Linked DNA regions of Homo sapiens: region 1 is linked to region 2. A link is a loop called in an ENCODE intact Hi-C map of the cell type or tissue named here. Cell type or tissue: heart right ventricle. All regions are shown on one strand. Each heading gives the region's core, and the rest is flanking DNA. Links, peaks and the distances in the headings are about the cores only.

Region 1 (9,031 bases), core at 262-8,261, 170 kb before region 2:
GTGAGTGTTGTTATGCCATTGTGGTTTTAATTTTCTTATTACTAATAATGTTAAACATTTTTCATGTGCTTGTTAGCCATTCACCTATCTTTTTGGATAAAATGCTGATTTAAATATTTTTCTCATTTTAAAATTTGAATTGTCATCTTCTTATTAAGTTGAAGTAGTTCTTTATATATTCCGGATCCAGTGTCTTCGTCAGATATATGATTTGCAATTATTTTCTCCCAGTCTGCTGCTTGTCTTTTTCCCTCCCAAAAAAAAGTGTTTCAAAGTGCAAAATTTTAAATTTTGATGAAGTACAATTTATTTCTTTTATGAATCATGCTTTTAAAGTTGTATCTCAGAACTCTCCTCAACCTAAGTCATAAAGATATTCTGCTATATTTTATCTTAGAAATTTTACAGTTTTAGCTCTCACATTTAGGTCTGTGATCCATTTCAGGTTGATTTTTGTTTGGTTTGAGATGTGTAAAGGTTAATTTTTGTGTTTAGTGTGAGGTGTCTAAGTTAACTTTTTTTTGCATGTGGATATTCAATTGTTTCAGCACAATTTGTTCAAAAGACTCTCTTTCCCCCAATGAATTACCTTAGTAATTTTGATTAAATTAGTAAATTTGATTAAAATTGATGATCAATTTGCCATAAAGGTAAAAACTTATTTGTGAACTCTCAGTTCTGCTTCATTTATTTATATGACCACACAGTCCTTTTTTGGTATAAATTTAAGGTGTACAAGTGCAGTTTTGTTACATGGATATGTTGCATAGTGGTGAAGTATGGACTTTTAGTGTAATCATTACCAAAATACTGCACATTATACCCATTAAGTAAATTCTTATCCCTCACTCTTCTTCCACTCTCCCACCCTTCCAGGTCTCCAGTGAGATTCCACATTCTTTGTTCATGTGTACACATTATTTAGTTCCCACTTATGAGAACATATGGCATTTCACTTTCTGAATTATTTCACTTAAGGGCCTCCAGTTCTATTTATGTTGCTGCAAAACACATGATTTTATTCCTTTTATGGCTGAATAGTATTCCATTGCACATATATATTCATTTTCTTATCCATTTTCTTTATCCAGCCATCGACTGATGGAAACTTAGATTAATTTCATGTCTTTGCTATTGGACCACACAGCCTTGATCATTGTATATTTATAGTAGGTTCTTGACATTGAATAGGGCACTTTGTTCTTCTTTATAATTTTTTTGACTCTTTGAGATCCTTTACATTACCATAAACATTTTAGAATCAGCCTGTAAGTTTCCACCAAAAAACCCTACAATGGTTTTGATAGGTATAGTGTTCACTTTATAGATTTGAATATAATTGCAATTTTGACAATATTGAGTCTTCAAATCCATGAACAAAGAATCTCTCTCAATTTATTTAGATCTTTAATTTCTATCAGCAATGTTTTGTAGTTTTTGGTATACTATACTTGCACTTCTAAAATTTATTTCTAAGTATCTTTTCTTTTTGATGCAGTTGTAAATGAAATTGTTTTCTTAATTTTATTTTTAGATCATTTGCTGCCAGCATATAGAAATAATGTTGACCTTGTATTTGGTGACCTTTCAAAACTAATTTATTAGTTCCAGTAGACAGAGAGAGAGAGAGAGGAGAGAGAGAATGAATGAATGAATGAATGTGTATGTGTTCTTTAGTGTTTTTTACATGCAGGATTAGGTCATCTGTGAATCAAGGCAGTATTACTCTTTCTTTCCAATCTTGACACCTTTAGCTTCTCTTTCTTGCTTCATTGCACTGGCTAAACACCCTCCGTGTTGACTAGAAGTGGTAAAAACAACGTCCTTGCCTTGTTCCAGATCTTAGGGAGAAAGTATTCATTCTTTTACCATTAAATATGATGTTATCTTTGGCTCTTTATAGATGTCCTTCGTTAGGTTGAAGATGTTCTTTTCTATTTCTACTTTGTTTAGGGTTTTTTCATAAATGGGCGTTGGTTTTTTTCAAATGCTTTCTTCGTATCTATTGGCATGATCATATGATTTTTTTGTCTTTCATTCTATTAATGTAATTGAACAACCATATTGAACAATTTTTGAATGTTAAAAAACTACGTTTCTGAGGATAAAGCCCACTTGTTTGTTGTATGTAATTTTTAAATTTCATGTTGCTGAATTTGGTTTGCTAATATTTTGTTTAGGATTTTTTCATCTATATTCATGAAGGATATTGGCCTGTACTTTTCTTGTGATATGTTTATCTGGCTTTGATATGGCAATACTAGTATCATAGAATGATTTGGGAAGTGTTCCCTCCCCTATTTTCTGAAAGAGTTTCTGCATAATTGGTGTTATTACTTAAGTATTTGATAAATTCCAACCAATGAAGCCACCTGGACCTGGTTTTTCTTGGGGGAAAGATTTTTTAATTACTAATTTCTTTACTTATTATAGGTATATTGATTTGTGCTCTAATCTTTGCTTGCTTTGAATTTTGTTTGCTTTCCCCCACCCCCATTTTCTTAAGGAGGAAGTTTAAATTATTGACTTGAGACTTTTTTTCTTTCCTTTCTCTCTTTCTTTCTCTTCTGATATAGGAATTTGCATTAGTCAGGGTACTCCAGAGAAACAGAACCAATAAGATCTTTCTCTCTCTCTCTCTGTTGATTTATTATAAGGAACTGGCTTGGCTCACATGATTATGGAAGCTGTCAAATTCTAAGATCTACAGGGTGAGTCAGCAAGCTGGAGATCTAGGAGAGATGATGGTATAGTTCCTGTCTAAAGGCAGGAAAAAGCCAATATCCCAGTTAGAAAGGCATCAGGTAGGAGTAAGTCTCTCTTACTCAAGGGAGGGCGAATCCATTTTTTCTATTCAGGCCTTCAACTAATTGGATGAAGGCAATTAGTGGAGGGCAATCTACTTTACTTAGTTTAATGATTTAAATGTTACTCTCATCCAAAGATACCCTCACAGCAACACCCAGAATAACATTTGATCAAATTTCTGGGCACCCTGTGGTGCCGTAAAATTAACCGTGACAACATTTAAAGCTATAAAGTTTCTCTCTAAACACTGCTTTAGCTACATCTTATTAATTTTGATATGATTTTAAAAATTCAGTTCAACATATATAACTTGGCTTGTGATTTCTTCTTTGATCTATGGGTTATTTTGAAATGTACTGTTTTCCAATATTTTGGAATTTCCCATAGTTTTCTGTTTATTGATTTCTAATTTAGTTATTAATTCTGTTACTCTATAGAGCCAATTGCATTTGAATTCCAAGGATGAATGCCGTTTCCAGGCAGAAAGCTAGAGTGAACTAAAATTTAATCAGTAAAGAGAAAAAAAGGGAAGGGAAGGACTTCCCAGAAGGAGAGACCAAGCATGGATAGTATCAGCACAGGCTTGAAAGCACATGTGCTTAGGGCTGGCAAGATGTTCAGTGTGGCTGGAACAAAGGAAGTGTAATTTGTGTCTTCTTTGTTTTTGTCTTGGTTAGTATAGCTAAAGTTTGTTAATTTATTTGATCTTTTCAAAGAACCTATTTTGCTTTCATTTGTTTTCTCTACTATTGTTTTTCTTTTCTACTATATTGATTATAAAGGATATGTAGCAGCGATACAGAGGAAATTGTGGGACATGATGTAAAAAGGTAGTGTCAAAAACTCCATGGTGTTCAGATTCCAGCTTCACTCTTCAAACTCTCTTCTGAATAGTTTTTCATTCTCTATGATCCCAAGGATCATAGAGGAGGGATGTTTTCTCAGGATATTCTTGGCTGAGCACCAGCACCAAGGAAGCAGTTCTTGGAAGAATAAGACCTGAGCAAGAAGTGAGTGGTATCTCTGCTAATTACTCTTCTAGAAGTCTAATAGTCCATCTAGCCTGTCCTTGAGAGTTGGTCATATAGGACCTATTCGTTGCTGGCAGTGGAGATCCTGAGGCTGAGGTAGCAGCAGGAGTAGGACCCTAAGCATGATTTATTGATTCCTTGATTATACAATGAAATTAGAGGCAGGAAGCTGCCATCTCCACATGTCTTAACATCTTAGCAGTATCTAATTTCAGGGGGCTGCAAGCTCTCTCCTGCCCCCACCCCTATGATATGGGCTCTGCTGAACATGAGAGAGATGAAGGCTAGCACTGAACTTGGTCTAAGAAACACCCAGGATGGACTGATATTACTCACTAAGAAAACTGCTTTGTGTTGCTCAACTACTTCAGAGAGTGAAGGATGGAAGCCAGAGTGTGTTCCAGAGCCAGGAAAATGAAATCAAGTCTTCCCTAGATCTCCCTATGGTGCTGTTCCTCTCACTGCCTCTCTTCCTCCTCACTGCTTGGCAGGCTGACCCTCCCCACCCACATTTCTCTGGTTTTCCTTTTAGAAAAAAGAATGTCTAAGACTCAACAACCCACAGGGCAGTGACCTGAATAGTTAGCGAGCTGCCGTTAGCCACTCAGCCTTCACACACTGCCGAGACTTGAAGGGTGTGTATGGCTGACATGGACTAAACTCCCTGATGGGTGGGCTGTGCTTTCTGGCTAGTGGCTGTGCTCACATTCTTCATCTCCCCATGACTCCCACCCATCTTTTCCTCTTGGGACTCAGTGTAAACACTGCTCTCCCTGAAGCCTTCTCTTACATTTCCATAGGAAGTATCCTCTCCCTTTTCTGACTGCCCTCAGTTTTTATCTGTTCTTTCATGAACTTACCACTTTCTCCCTTATGGCAAAATGAATTGTGTCCAATCTCCTCCACTAGATCCCGAGCTCTGTAAAGGCAGGATTCTAGATGAGATTCTGCATTTCCCACAAGGCCTGGCCAGTAGTTGGTGATTAATGGTTGAAGAAATGCTTAGGAAGGAACTCAGAGGAGGGTTCAGAAAAGTGAACTCCCAGGGCCTTCAGAGACAAGGCTTTTATTCACTGTATGCCTTGGCATCTCCTCTCACACCAGAAAGTTTAAAAGAAAAAACACAGCGACAAGGATTCACTTGGGCCATTTTGGAACCCATTTATATTGTGGGTGTTACTCTGGGCTTCATCTAGCCCCATACTAGCCTCTGAGACTGCCTCAGACCGTCTGAACATTCATGGCTTCCTTGGGCCAAGTGTAGCTGTCCAGTGTAAAGGAGTCATAGTCTGGAGTGTAGACCAGGGATCTTACAAAAGCCTCCTTGTCCTTAGGCTCTGGGTAGTAGGAAGCCAGGTTGTGTTTGTACGCGTAGTCGAGAACCTAGAGAAAAACATGTTTGGCTAAGGAACCGGATCTAAGGGGAAACCTGCTTAAGGATCCTTGCTTGGGAGCATGGGGGAGGGGAATACACCTTAAGGAACCAGACTTGTTTCTTTCATGAGTATGGCTCATGAAACAACTGGATAGGAAGGATTTTAAGCTTTCTTTCTGGACAGGCAGCTTTAACATAGTGGAATAAATACTGAGCCAGGGTCAAGAGGCTTCAGCATAAATTCTGCCTGCTTCCAAAGGCCTGTGGGTCCTCAGAGCTGATATTATCCTTGCTGAGCCTCAGTTTCCTCATCTGTAAAATGGGAGTAAAGAGACCTTTCTCTGGAGCAGTGTTAAGATAAAATTAGACAAGAGGCAAATGTGTCCAGAACCTGATTTTTTTTCCACTTGAATATGGGTTAAATTGGATGAACAGCCTGGACACTGTTCTCTGGGTATTAGATTTGGCTTCACGAGAATGTGAATCTAAATATCGCCCAAAGGAAGAAACTGACGGGGTGAAGCTGGACCCTGAGCTGGACTGTTAATCTTGAGGCTTGATTCTGGATTCTGTACCAGACAACTCATGGGTGTGTGTGCTGTTGTACGATGCATTTTCTGAAATTATTTTTAAAACTTATAGAAAATGTAAAACATGCATACTAATAGAAATAATAGTATGATAAACTGTCATGTATCTATTATCCAGCTTTAACAATTATCAATGTTGGGCCAGTCCTTATTGCACCATGTTCTGATTCTTTGAAAACCCATCATCTCTGCACAGTCTTATAGTCTGGAATATTCCATGAAGCTGATCACCCCATAGCCAGCCATTCTGAGAAAAAGGGGAAGAAAGAGATTTACCCTGGCTGAGAGAGCACTGGGTATGGAGCTTTTTCACTGTTCTCTGCCAATCTCCAGAATTCTGAGAGTGAGGAACTACTGGCCCTTTGAAGAAGGAGGAAACTGAGGCTCAGGGAAGTGAAGTGATTGGGCCAATATTATACCATTGCTGATTGGGAGAGCTGGGACCCCAAAGCCTGAGCTTTTTCCGTGATGCTATGCAAGCTGACCTTTCTTATAAATGGGCGCTTATGAGTCATTTCTAAAAAATTCCCATATTCTGGTCCACAGACATTGATGACCTTTCTGCTTGGTGTATTAGGGGAAATCCAGGAGCTTTCCCAGAACTGGCCTGGGTGGGTGTTTGGGGTGGAGCTCAAGCTGCAAACAAGAGTTTGTCACCCAGCCTCTGGGTTACAGGTAGTGCAGCTCAAGGAGATCCAGTGTCTCCACAGTTTCCATCCCCTTAACCCTCCTAAAGTCACAGACAGAGAAAGTGGTTGAGCCTCACTACCCATATTACAGGGGTAGGATGCCCCTTACTTTGATGGCAATTCTCAAAGACACGTCTCGGATGGTGCTGAGTGGTGGGTAGAGTCTCCCCTGGGACAGATGCTGCTCAGAGACTTCCTGGGCAATTTGCTGGGGAGAAGGAGAGAACCGAGAGGAATAAGCTGAGTCTCTGCCTTCCCAAAACAAGCCCAACCCGTTACCCCAGAGACTCACCCCACCCTGCATAGTTGGTCAAACACTGCAGTTCCAACTGTTGACTCTGTTACCAGGGAAGCTTAATGCTTGGGCGTAAGAGAGGACACATCCTTTCTGTACTATAAGACTGGCTGAGGCTTAAAACAACATTAAGTGTCTCTGAATTCCAAAGGAAAATCACTAAAGCCAAGATGAATAAATCTGTGGCCTGCAAAGCAAAGGCTATGAGATCTCCTCTTGGCTGGTCCAGCCTGTTGCATAGGGATCCCTGGGTCCCTCACTTCCTGGGTCCCAGCCTCCTTCCACGTGCTTGGTACCATCTTGAGTGACCATCTAGGCTATGTTATGTCTTTGTGTTCAGTCTCCTGGAGCTCTTCCTTCCAGCCCTGGTCTCAGTCTGAGGAAGGCCTCTCCTCCAGTGAGTGATTGAGTCTTACACCTTATTGGAATAAATGTCCTAAGCACATCATCCTGAGAACAGAGCCTCCCGTAGCTTCCCTTCCAGGTTCAGAGCTTGCCTCTGAGGGTTAAGCCTCATCTGCCACAGGGCCTGATCCTCCAGGCTCAGATGCTGGAGTTTGTTCAGCCTTGCAAATCAGCCTCTTTAATGTGGTGGTTCTGAATCTACTCCCACTGAGGCTTCTGGTGTTAAATTTAGACTTGGGAAATGCCACTGGTGCTCTCTGAGAACTGTGTGTCTCAGAAGTGACAAGGCTAAGAAGTTGGTCTCCCCTCAATGTTTTCAGATATTAGGGAAGTGGGCCTCCCTCTCTACCTCCTTCTCACACTTCCATCTTTCTTTTCCATTCATTCAGTCATACATTCACTGTGCTCTACTATATCTTTCAAAACAGAGAGAAGGCCAAGTCTGTCTCCTAATTTCAGACCTTTATATGGCTCCTTCAAACTCCTTCCCATGGTGTCCATACAAGGCACTTCATCACTGGGCCCTCCTTTCCTCTTCAGCCTCACTTTTAGTGTCTAGACTCTGTGCTAGGTGCTGAGGAGCCATATAAGGAAGGATTCTATGGTGGAGAAGCCATAGTCTTTTCTCTTATGGAGACTGGTGTCAGTGGACAAGTAACAAATGATTATAGCAATTATAGTGGGTGAGTGCAATGAGAGGGGACATACAGGCATGGAGGATGGCAGGATCCTGTCTACCATGTATAGGAAAGGCTTCTCAGAAGTGTCACAGGCTGATACCTGAAGGACAAAGCATGAATTAGGGGAGAGAGAATGGCCCATGCAAATGCTGGGAGGTGAGAGAGAGCATGGACAAGAGATTGAAAACAGCACATTGGTTAGGTCGATGTTAGGGAGACACCAAAAGTGAGGTTGGAGAGGAAAGGAGGGCCTGGTGATGAAGTGCCTTGTATGGAAATCATGGGAAGGAGTTTGGACTTTATCCTGTATGCACCAAGGAGCCATACGAAGGTCTGAAATTAGGGGAGAGACTTGACCTGACCTATGTTTTGAAGGATTCTCTTTGTGAAGGTATAGAAGATGGATTGATAAGAGAGAAGCAAGATTTCCATGGCTAGATATGCATCTAGAAAAGTTATCCTGAGAAGAGATATATCATGGTATGTGTGATCACATCTAAGACGGTAGGCACTGGCAATGCTCTTCAGCAGGGAGTCAAGTTGTCTGGAGCCATCCTGGGCTCACAAGACCAGCGATCTTGAGCAAGTGACTTAAACTCACATATGAGTAAGAATTTTACCTATTTTACAGAGTTGTTACAATGAAAGGAGGTGGTGAATGCACATCTCCTTAAAGTCTATATTAATTTTCCATGGGAAAATCAAATTCAACTTAAATTATCTTCACTAAAAGTACCCTTTTCAGAAATATAACTTGCCAGGCCTTTGAAGACCATAATGTGAGCTCCTATAGGGGAGGGACCTTATCTTGCTCACAGCAGGTGATAATAAGTAGATCCAGGAGAGGTTCCTGTGTAATTGATGGACACTGTTCATGAAATGTTGGAGCTGAACTGTCTCACAGCACTGGAGGTAGTGGGGCAGATGTGTGGATGTCCCATGGTATTATATAGGCAGGACTGTAGCAATTGTGTTTTTACTCAACAGAGGACTTTGCTTTCAGGCTGACTTCAAGCAGAAAGTGACTCTTTCCATCCAATGGGGACTTCACACAGCTCTGCCCACAGCTACAGGACAAGAACACCCATCATAGCAATGAGAAGAAAGACAAACAGAGTACTCAGACAAGAGGAACAGAGAACTGTAACACAAAGTCAT
Region 2 (9,031 bases), core at 579-8,578:
TCCACTTTCCATTCCAAGGCCCCTGGGAAGCCCAGCCTGAGCGACTCACATCCCTTGCTGCTCAGGGTGGCTGTGCATGCATGAATCTATTGGCACCCTGTAGTTCTCTTTTGGGCTGTGGGGTTGGGGGGTGGCTCTTGTCTTCTACTCAAAGGCAGATTGCTGCAATAGGGGGTGGCGGGGGGGCAGGGTCTGTGCTCACAAGCATGAACAATAACTGACAGAGTATTTGCTTTTGAGCTTTGGGAGAAACAATGAGGACTTGTTGCAACTCAAGACCCAGTCAGTGACTGGCTGACAACAAATAGGTGATAAGTGTTTTGCTGAACAAAACAGCACCAACTGTTGGCCAGAAAAGCCAGGCACAGTGGACGATGGCAGACAATCCAGTTGTCAGGCAGCTGTAGCACTGGGGTCTGGACAGTCTCAAACTCCAGATATCACTTCAAGCCAACCTGACTTCCTAGACAGCGTTCTGAATTTGGGTCTCAACCTCATATATATGTGAATATTATTTAGCCCTAAAGAGTGAGAGAAATCTTGCCATTTGCCAAAACATGGATGAACCTGGAGGACATTAAGTTAAGTGAAATAAACCAGACATAGAAAGACAAATGCTGCATGATCTCAGTTACTTGAGGAATATAAACAAGTTGAACTCATAACAGAAAATAGAATTGTGGTTGCCAGGGCCCGGGGTGTGGGGAAATGGGGAGATGTTGGTCAAAGGGTATAAATTTTTAATTATGAATAAAGCCTCTCCTTACAGCAGACACTTGTAAACAAAAAGAGAAAAAAAGGTGAGTAAGTTCTGAAGATCTAATGTACAGTATGGTGACTATAGTTAATAAGAATTGTATACTTGAAATTTTCTAAGAGAGTAGATCTTAAGTGTTCTCAACACAAAAAAAGGTGGGTAACTATGTGAGGTGATAGATATGTTAATTCGCGTGATTGTGGTCATCATCTCACAATGTATGTATATATATTATATATATCAAATCATCACATTGTACATCTTAAATATATACAATTTCTATTTGTCAAATATAACTCAATAAAGTGGGGGGGGGGGGAAGAAAAATGAATATCTGATTAGTGCTGTATTCAAAGGAGGGCTTTTCCTTATCATGCAATGGGAAGACTCTAGAAGTTAAGTCTGAAAACAGGGCCTTGATTGTTGGCTCTTACTATGGGTCTAGATGTTTGATCTTAGGCAATCTACTCAGCCACTCTAAACCTCAGTTTTCTCATCTGTAAAATGGGGGTATTAATAGCTACCATCTGAAAAAGTTGCTGAGAGGAACAAAGACAATACACCAATATCAACCATTTATTGGATATGCATTATGTGCCTAGTTCTATGCTCAGCACTTTGGTTTACTCTTTTTTTATTTTTAATTTTTATTTCTTCTAAAAAGAATGAGATACATGTGCAGAACATGCAGGTTTGTTACATAGGTAGACATGTGCCATGGTGGTTTGCTGCACCTATTGACCCATCCTCTAAGTTACCTTCCCTTGCCCCCCAACCCCCAACAGGACCTGGTGTGTGTTTTTCCTCTCTGTATCCATGTGTTCTAATTTTTCAACTCCCACTTATGAGTGAGAACATGTGGTGTTTGGTTTTCTGTTCCTGTGTTAGTTTGCTGAGGATGATAGCTTCCAGCTTCATCCACGTCCCTGCAAAGGACATGATCTCATTCCTTTTTATAGCCACATAGTATTCCATAGTGTGTATGTACCACATTTTCTTTATCCAGTCTATCATTGATGACCATTTGGGTTGGTTCTATGTCTTTGCTATTGTAAATAGTGCTGTAATAAACATATGTGTGCATGTGTCTTTATAGGAGAATGATTTATATTCCTTTGGGTATATATCCAGTAATGGGATTGCTGGGTCAAATGGTATTTCTGGTTCTAGATCCTTGAGGAACCGCCATACTGTCTTCCACAATGGTTGAACTAATTTACATCCCCACCAACAGTGTAAAAGTCTTCCTATTTCTCCACAGCCTCACAACCATCTATTGTTTCCAGACTTTTTAATAATTGCCATTCTGACTGGTGCGAGATGGTATCTCATTGTGGTTTTGATTTACATTTCTCTGATGATCAGTGATGTTTAGCTTTTTTTCATATGATTGTTGGCCATGTAAATGTCTTCTTTTGAGAAGTGTCTGTTCATATCCTTTGCCCACTTTTTGATGTGGTTGTTTTTTTCTTGTAAATTTGTTTAAATTCCTTGTAAATTCTGGATATTAGACCTTTGTCAGATGGATAGATTGCAAAAATCTTCTCCCATTCTGTAGATTGCCTGTTCACTCTGATGCTAGTTTCTTTTGCTGTGCAGAAGCTCTTTAGTTTAATTAGATCCCATTTGTCAATTTTAGCTTATGTTGCAATTGCTTTTGGTGTTTTAGTCATGAAGTCTTTGCCCATGCTTATGTCCTGAATGGTATTGTCTAGATTTTCTTCTAGGGTTTTTATGGTTTTGGGTTTTACATTTAAGTCTTTACTCCATCTTGAGTTAATTTTTGTAAGGTGAAAGGAAGGGGTCCAGTTTCAGTTTTCTGCATATGGCTAGCCAGTTTTCCCAGCACCGTTTACTAAATAGGAGACCCTTTCCCCATTGCTTATTTTTTCAGGTTTGTCGAAGATCAGATGGTTGTAGATGTGTGGTGTTATTTCTGAAGTCTCTGTTCTGTTCCATTGATCTATGTGTCCCTTTATGTTAAAAACTCTCAATAAACTAGGTATTGATGGAACATATCTCAAAATAATAAGAGCTATTTATGACAAACCCACAGCCAATATCATACTGAATGGGCAAAAGTTGGAAGCATTCCCTTTGAAAACTGGTACAAGACAAGGATGCCCTCTCTCACCACTACTTTTCAACATAGTATTGGAAGTTCCGACCAGGGCATCAGGCAAGAGAAAGAAATAAAGCATATTCAAATAAGAAGAGAGGAAGTCAAATTGTCTCTATCTGCAGATGACATGATTTTATATTTAGAAAACCCCATCATCTCCGCCCCAAAACTCCTTAAACTTATAAGCAACTTCAGCAAAGTCTCAGGATACAAAATCAATGTGCAAAAATCACAACCATTTCTTTACACCAACAATAGACAGCAGAGAGCCAAATCATGAATGAACTCCCAGTCACCATTGCTACAAAGAGAATAAAATACCTAGGAATACAGCTAACAAGGGATGTGAAGGACCTTTTCAAGGAGAACTACAAACCACTGCTCAAGGAAATAAGAGAGGATACAAACAAATGGACAAACGTTCCATCCTCATGGGTAGGAAGAATCAATATCGTGAAAATGGTCATACTGCCTAAAGTAATTCATGGATTCAATGCTATACCCATCAAACTACCATTGATATTCTTCCTAGAATTAGAAAAAAATCTACTTTAAATTTCATATGGAACCAACAGAGAGCCTGTATAGTCAAGACAATCCTAAGCAAAAAGAACAAAGCTGGTGACATCACCCTACCTGACTTTAAACTATACTACAAGGCTACAGCAACCAAAACAGCATGGTACTGGTACCAAAACAGACATTTGCTCAGCACTTTGAATCAGAATCTCACATCATCTTCCCAGGACCTCTAAGAAAGAACTGGAGAAGACAGAGCTTAAATGATTTGCCCCAGTCACTTATTGCCTCAGCTAACAGACTGTGGAGCTGGCATTCAAACTCATGTCTGGCTGATTCCAAAGACTATTACAACACTGGAGACTGCAAAGCACTTTAAGATTGTATTTTCACCACTTATGTAGAAATTATAAACTCATTTCAGCCAGTTAAAACGTCCACTCTTGAATTGATCTGATTTGGAGTTAACTTAAACCCAAAATACACAGGATGGATTTTGCCTTTGCTGTGAGTCCAGAACCCCTCTTTGCTCCATCTGAGCAGACTGAGGACCTGTTTTCCTTTCTGTCTGGGCTCTCAATGGATCAAACAGACACCAACCCCTTCTCAAAGCAGGCATAACCTTCTCTGAGGGACCCAGGTCTCCAAATTCCCAGGGTGGTGCCTTATCTTCGACCTCAATTCCTTGTCTTCTCAGCTTTTTAGCAACAGGCACCAACCAGGTGCCTATGGATTTTTTTTCATAGTCTCTCAAAGCTAAGTCCTCAAACCTCAAATATTCACTTGATTTGCCAAACACTTCCCTGAGTTAAGTGTTGTGGAAATTAAGCTTTTCAATATCTTCTCTATATCTCTCTAGCCTATAAAGAGGTCCAGCCACTTCTCTGATACTGGTATTATTTTTCACATTGTATTGCATATTAAGAGCTTGGTACTCCCAGCTCCATACCACTTACCACTTCCAATACATTAATGAGCTTTTTGATAAAATGTACTAAATACTAAACCATGTCAGATGTGGCCATGAGACGACTTTTAGGGTTTTTGGCCATAAGAATACACACATTCTGGCGGAACCAAATCGTTTTTTTAAAAAATATCACGGAGTATGAAAAACCAAGAGCTATAGCCTTTGGCTTGAGGTCCTTTTGGACATTTTTTTTTACTTTCAGAAATCAAAACAGGAATTTATGAACTATTCTTCCATCGGTACAAATCTTAGTGAGCTTCTAGCCACATCCGGACCCTACACATATTTTTTCAAGGCCACAATTTGAGAAGCTGTAGCCTCTGGATAATTGGAATTATGGAATTTTTGAGTTGGAGGTTACCCAAGAAATCATCTAGTACAGGATTCTGAAACTTCTGGTAAGTAAGGATTAACTATTCAATCATGAATGGCACTTTACATACATTAACTTATTTTGTCCTCCCCCAATTCTCATAAAGTACATTCTAGTATTATTCCCATTTTATGGATGAAGAAATGGAGAAACAGAGAATTAAGTTACCTGTCCAAGACTCAACATCAGGTAGTAACACTCCACTTAACCACATCTTTATACTGCATCTTGATCAAGGTAGAAATACAGGCCTCAAGGTGGGATGACTTATCAAGATCACAGAGCTAATAAGAGTTCACCTCTGTCTGAGTCTGCACCTTGCTTTCAGAAAGCTATTGAGGAAGTACTTCATTACTATTTACCCCATACACATGGGGGTGTTGGTGGTGGTGTGAGGTAAGTAGCAGTGAAGCACCTCCTTCCTCTTCTCAACTTCCCATACTCAGAATCTCAGCACTCTGACCTTGAGGGTGCTATGGCTTAGGGGTTGGGGCTGGGGGACAGAGTGAAACCTAAGTCATGGCTCTTGCTCTCAAGGATTTTCTTGCATAACAACTTCTTAAAGTCACAAAATATTCTTGTAGTGATTTCAGAGCATACTTCTTTGAAAAGATTAAAAACCACCAATAACAATTAAAAAAACTCATAAACATCCTAATTGCATAGAATGCATGGATAAGCAGAAGGAAGTAAAACTTATAGTCTCACCACCAAAGCACAACCACTATTGACATTTTGGTATATGTTCTTGTCACTTTAAGACAGTACATATATTGTTAGTTGTGACTATAAACAAAAAGCAATGTTATATCCTGCTTTTCCAGTAAATATTGTCTGCATTATGACCCATTTTGGTAAATATCTTTTTAAAAGTTTGTGTAATACACCGTGATAAGGGATATGCCATAATTTACTTAACTATTCCTTTGTTAGGCATTTGTGCTATTTTCTAAATGTTTCATTATCATAAATAATTGTAAAGAGATTTTATGAATAAAACTTTTATGATATTTAGGTTTACTTCTCTTGGACATATTTTCAACATGAAAATACTGGAATTTCTCTTCACCTGAAACATCACTTTATTAGGAAATTCTCAGTGCTGATGTTAATTCTTAAACTGTTAACTGTCTATATGGAAATAAGCAAGTCATTGTGGGATTTTAAATTCTTCTTAAATGAACTATTTTTTTTCCAAATCATATCAATACTATAGTTCATTCTTTGGTAGAATGACAAATAGAATTACCCTGCCCACTAACAGTACAAGCACATCTGAAAGTCACACAGCATCAGAAAGTGGTTAAGAATAAGAATTCTACCTCTGTGATAGTCCTTTGAAAAACTCATAACTTCAGTCTAATAATGAGGAAAACATCATATAAACCTAGTTGGGGGACATTCTACAAGATACCTAGCCAGTGCCCTTTAGGACTGTCAAGGTCATGAAAAATAAGGAAAGATTGAGACACTGTCATAACCCAGAGGGGATGAGGAGACATGGCAGCCAAATGTAATGTGGTACCTTGGATTGGATCCTAGAACAGAAAAGAGGCACCAATAGAAAAACTGGTGAAATCCAAAGAAAGTCTGGAGTTTAGTTCATAGTCATGTACCAATATTAATTTCTTAGTTTTGATAAATGTTAAATGATAAAACCATGGAAATGTTAACAATGTGGGAAAACTGGGTAAGGGGTATACATGAACTCTTGTACTACCTTTGCAACTTTTCTGTACATCTAAAATACTCCAAGATAGTAGTTTTTTTTTTTTTTTTTTTTTTTTTTTTTTTTTAAAGATGAAGAACAAGCGATCTGGAGCCAGTATGATTTGGTTTTCAGTTCTGGGTCTGGCATTTATTACTGCTGAGTGGCCTTGGACAAATTATTTCCTTGAGCTTTAGTTCATCTAGTATATACATAAAAAATTACCTACTACAGGGGATTGTAGGTTTTGAAAATAATAATGCAGTTAAAGCACTGAGCATTATTCCTGGCACAAGGTAAGCACTCAACAAATGTAAGCCATATGTTTATTTTGTTTAGTTTGAAGGTTCTTCTTTCCAATTCTTAGTTTCCTCTAAGGTAACTAAGTCTCGTTTAAAAGTTAAACTCAATATAAAGAAGACAAACTGTTGCATGAATCTGGAAATGATAACTGATGTGGGCTTTGGGGTCATTGCTATTGTTTTCTATGTAGTTATTTTAGGTCATTTCCTAAAGGTAGGTGTACTGAGAAGATTCAAGATTTTGAAGAGACTCTACATTTTAGCACTGATTGCCCAAAATAACCAACTTACAAATGCCCATTGTAAGACATGGGAATTTTTTCATTTGAGCTGCTTAGAAAAACAATCTTGTAGAGAATTGAAAATGGTCTGTGCTTGGCCTCTACCCAAAGGCAAATTATTTTAGTATGAAAGTCTAAGGAAAATAATTTAACCACAAGCTATGTGAAGAGGAAAGGAAAAATAACCAAAGGATAAAGAAAAATATACTTTGGCTCTTTCATATATAAAATTTCTTTTTTGGGTGCTAAACTGCAGCACAGATGTGAAACCTGATCTACAAGTTAGGGTCTAAATGACAAAGGAAAAATAAATAATCCAAAAATCTAAAAAATATTCTGAGATGACATTAAACTGCAGTCAAAGACTATAAATGAGCATGGCCAGAAACCATTATTCAATATCGGACCTGGAGTCTAGGACCTGAGTTCAAATTCACAAGATGTAGGATCATGGCTGGGCACAGTGGCTCATGCCATCGCTCTGGGAGGCCAAGTTGGGCAGATTGCCTGAGTCCAGGAGTTCCAGACCAGCCTGGGCAACATAGCAAAACCCCATCTGTACTAAAAATACAAAAAATTTGCTGGGCATGGTGGCACGCACCTATAACCCCAGCTACTTGGGAGGCTGAGGTGAGAGAATAACCTGAGCCTGGGAGGTGGAGGCTGCAGTGAGCTGAGATTGCGCCACTGCACCCCTGCCTGGGCGACAGAGCAAGGCTCTGTCTCAAAAAAAAAAAAAAAAAAAAAAAAAAAAAAGTAGGATCATAAACTACCTAACATAAATCACCTAGCTTCAGTTTTCTTACTCCAAAAATTGTGGTAATATTCACATCAAAAATTCTTATAGAGCTAATACAAGGATTAAATGAGATAATGTCTGTGAAAAACGCCTTCCACAGAGGTCACATTTAGGAAGCAATGAAGAAATATTAGCTAAGTCTAAATCTAAACATACACAGCCTTGAAGCTGGTCACAATTGTTTCTGATATAATTTGGATATTTGTCCCTGCCCAAATCTCATGTTGAACTGCAATCCTCAATGTTGGAGGTGGGGCCTGGTGCCAGGTGTTTAGCTTATGGGGGCAGATCCCTCATGGTTTGGTGCTGTCCTCATGATAGTAAATGAGTTCTCATGAGATCTGGTCTTTTTTTTTTTTTTTTGAGACGGAGTCTCACTCTGTCACCCAGGCTGGAGTGCAATGGCGTGATCTCGGCTCACTGCAACCTCCACCTCCTGGGTTCAAGCGATTATCCTACCTCCCGAGTAGCTGGGATTACAGGCACATGCCACCACACCTAGCTAATTTTTGTATTTTTAGTAGACGGGGGTTTCACCACTTTGGTCAGGCTCGTCTCAAACTCCTGACCTCGTGATCCACCCGCCTTGGCCTCCCGAAGTGCTGGGATTACAGGCATAAGCCACCGTGCCTGGCCAAGATCTGGTCATTTCTAAGTGTGTGGCACCTTCTTCCCCCCAACCCGCCATTGCTCTTGCTTATGCCATGTTATGTGTAAGCTCCCACTTTGCCTTCCACCATGAGTAAAAGCTCCCTGAGGCCTCCCCAGAAGCAGATGTCAGCACTATGCTTCCTGTACAGCTTACAGAACCATGAGCCAATTAAACCTCTTTTCTCATAAATTACCCAGTCTCAGGTATTTCTTTATAGCAGTGCAAGAACAGCCTAATAAAGTTTCTAAAGTTAAATATGCAATCTTGTTGGTGAAAAATACTATTAATGTGAGAAATTATAGAATACTGAAATCGTATAATAAAGTATTAAATTGAGGGTTAAAAATATGGTACTAATTAACTTCAGTTTTCTTCTGGCTGCCAAATTTGATCTTACTTGTTGATAATGGTTTGGCTGTGTCCCCACCCAAATCTCATCTTGAATTGTAGCTCCCATAATTCCCACATGTTGTGGGAGGCACCTGGTGGGAGATAATTGAATCACAGGAGGGGTTTCCCCCATACTGTTCTAGTGGTGGTGAATAAGT

The links. Hi-C counts contacts between places; a loop is a spot of excess contacts. Peaks named below come from ENCODE experiments on the same cell type or tissue, not always from the same donor. Only the 100,000 strongest peaks of a DNase experiment are listed, where the experiment ranks them.
Region 1: a loop joins it to region 2, with 2.8 times the contacts of the local background. A loop is called at or near these places in 77 of 110 quality-filtered maps.

The regions. Positions count from the first base shown.
Region 1 is chr11:86,436,219-86,445,249 of GRCh38, forward strand. It overlaps ME3 (malic enzyme 3), which reads right to left. Exons shown (of 15, transcript NM_001161586.3): 14 at 6,603-6,701; 15 at 4,890-5,222. The coding sequence ends at 5,061. Among named protein-coding and RNA genes, the nearest start is that of CCDC81, 66 kb to the left of the region's middle. RefSeq lists an enhancer at 5,790-6,989. In heart right ventricle, for the core only: no CTCF peak of the experiment used is centred there; a DNase peak (open chromatin) is centred at 4,443; H3K27ac peaks cover 4,051 bases.
Region 2 is chr11:86,610,542-86,619,572 of GRCh38, forward strand. All of the region lies in intron 2 of ME3 (malic enzyme 3), which reads right to left. Among named protein-coding and RNA genes, the nearest start is that of ME3, 58 kb to the right of the region's middle. In heart right ventricle, for the core only: no CTCF peak of the experiment used is centred there; no DNase peak of the experiment used is centred there.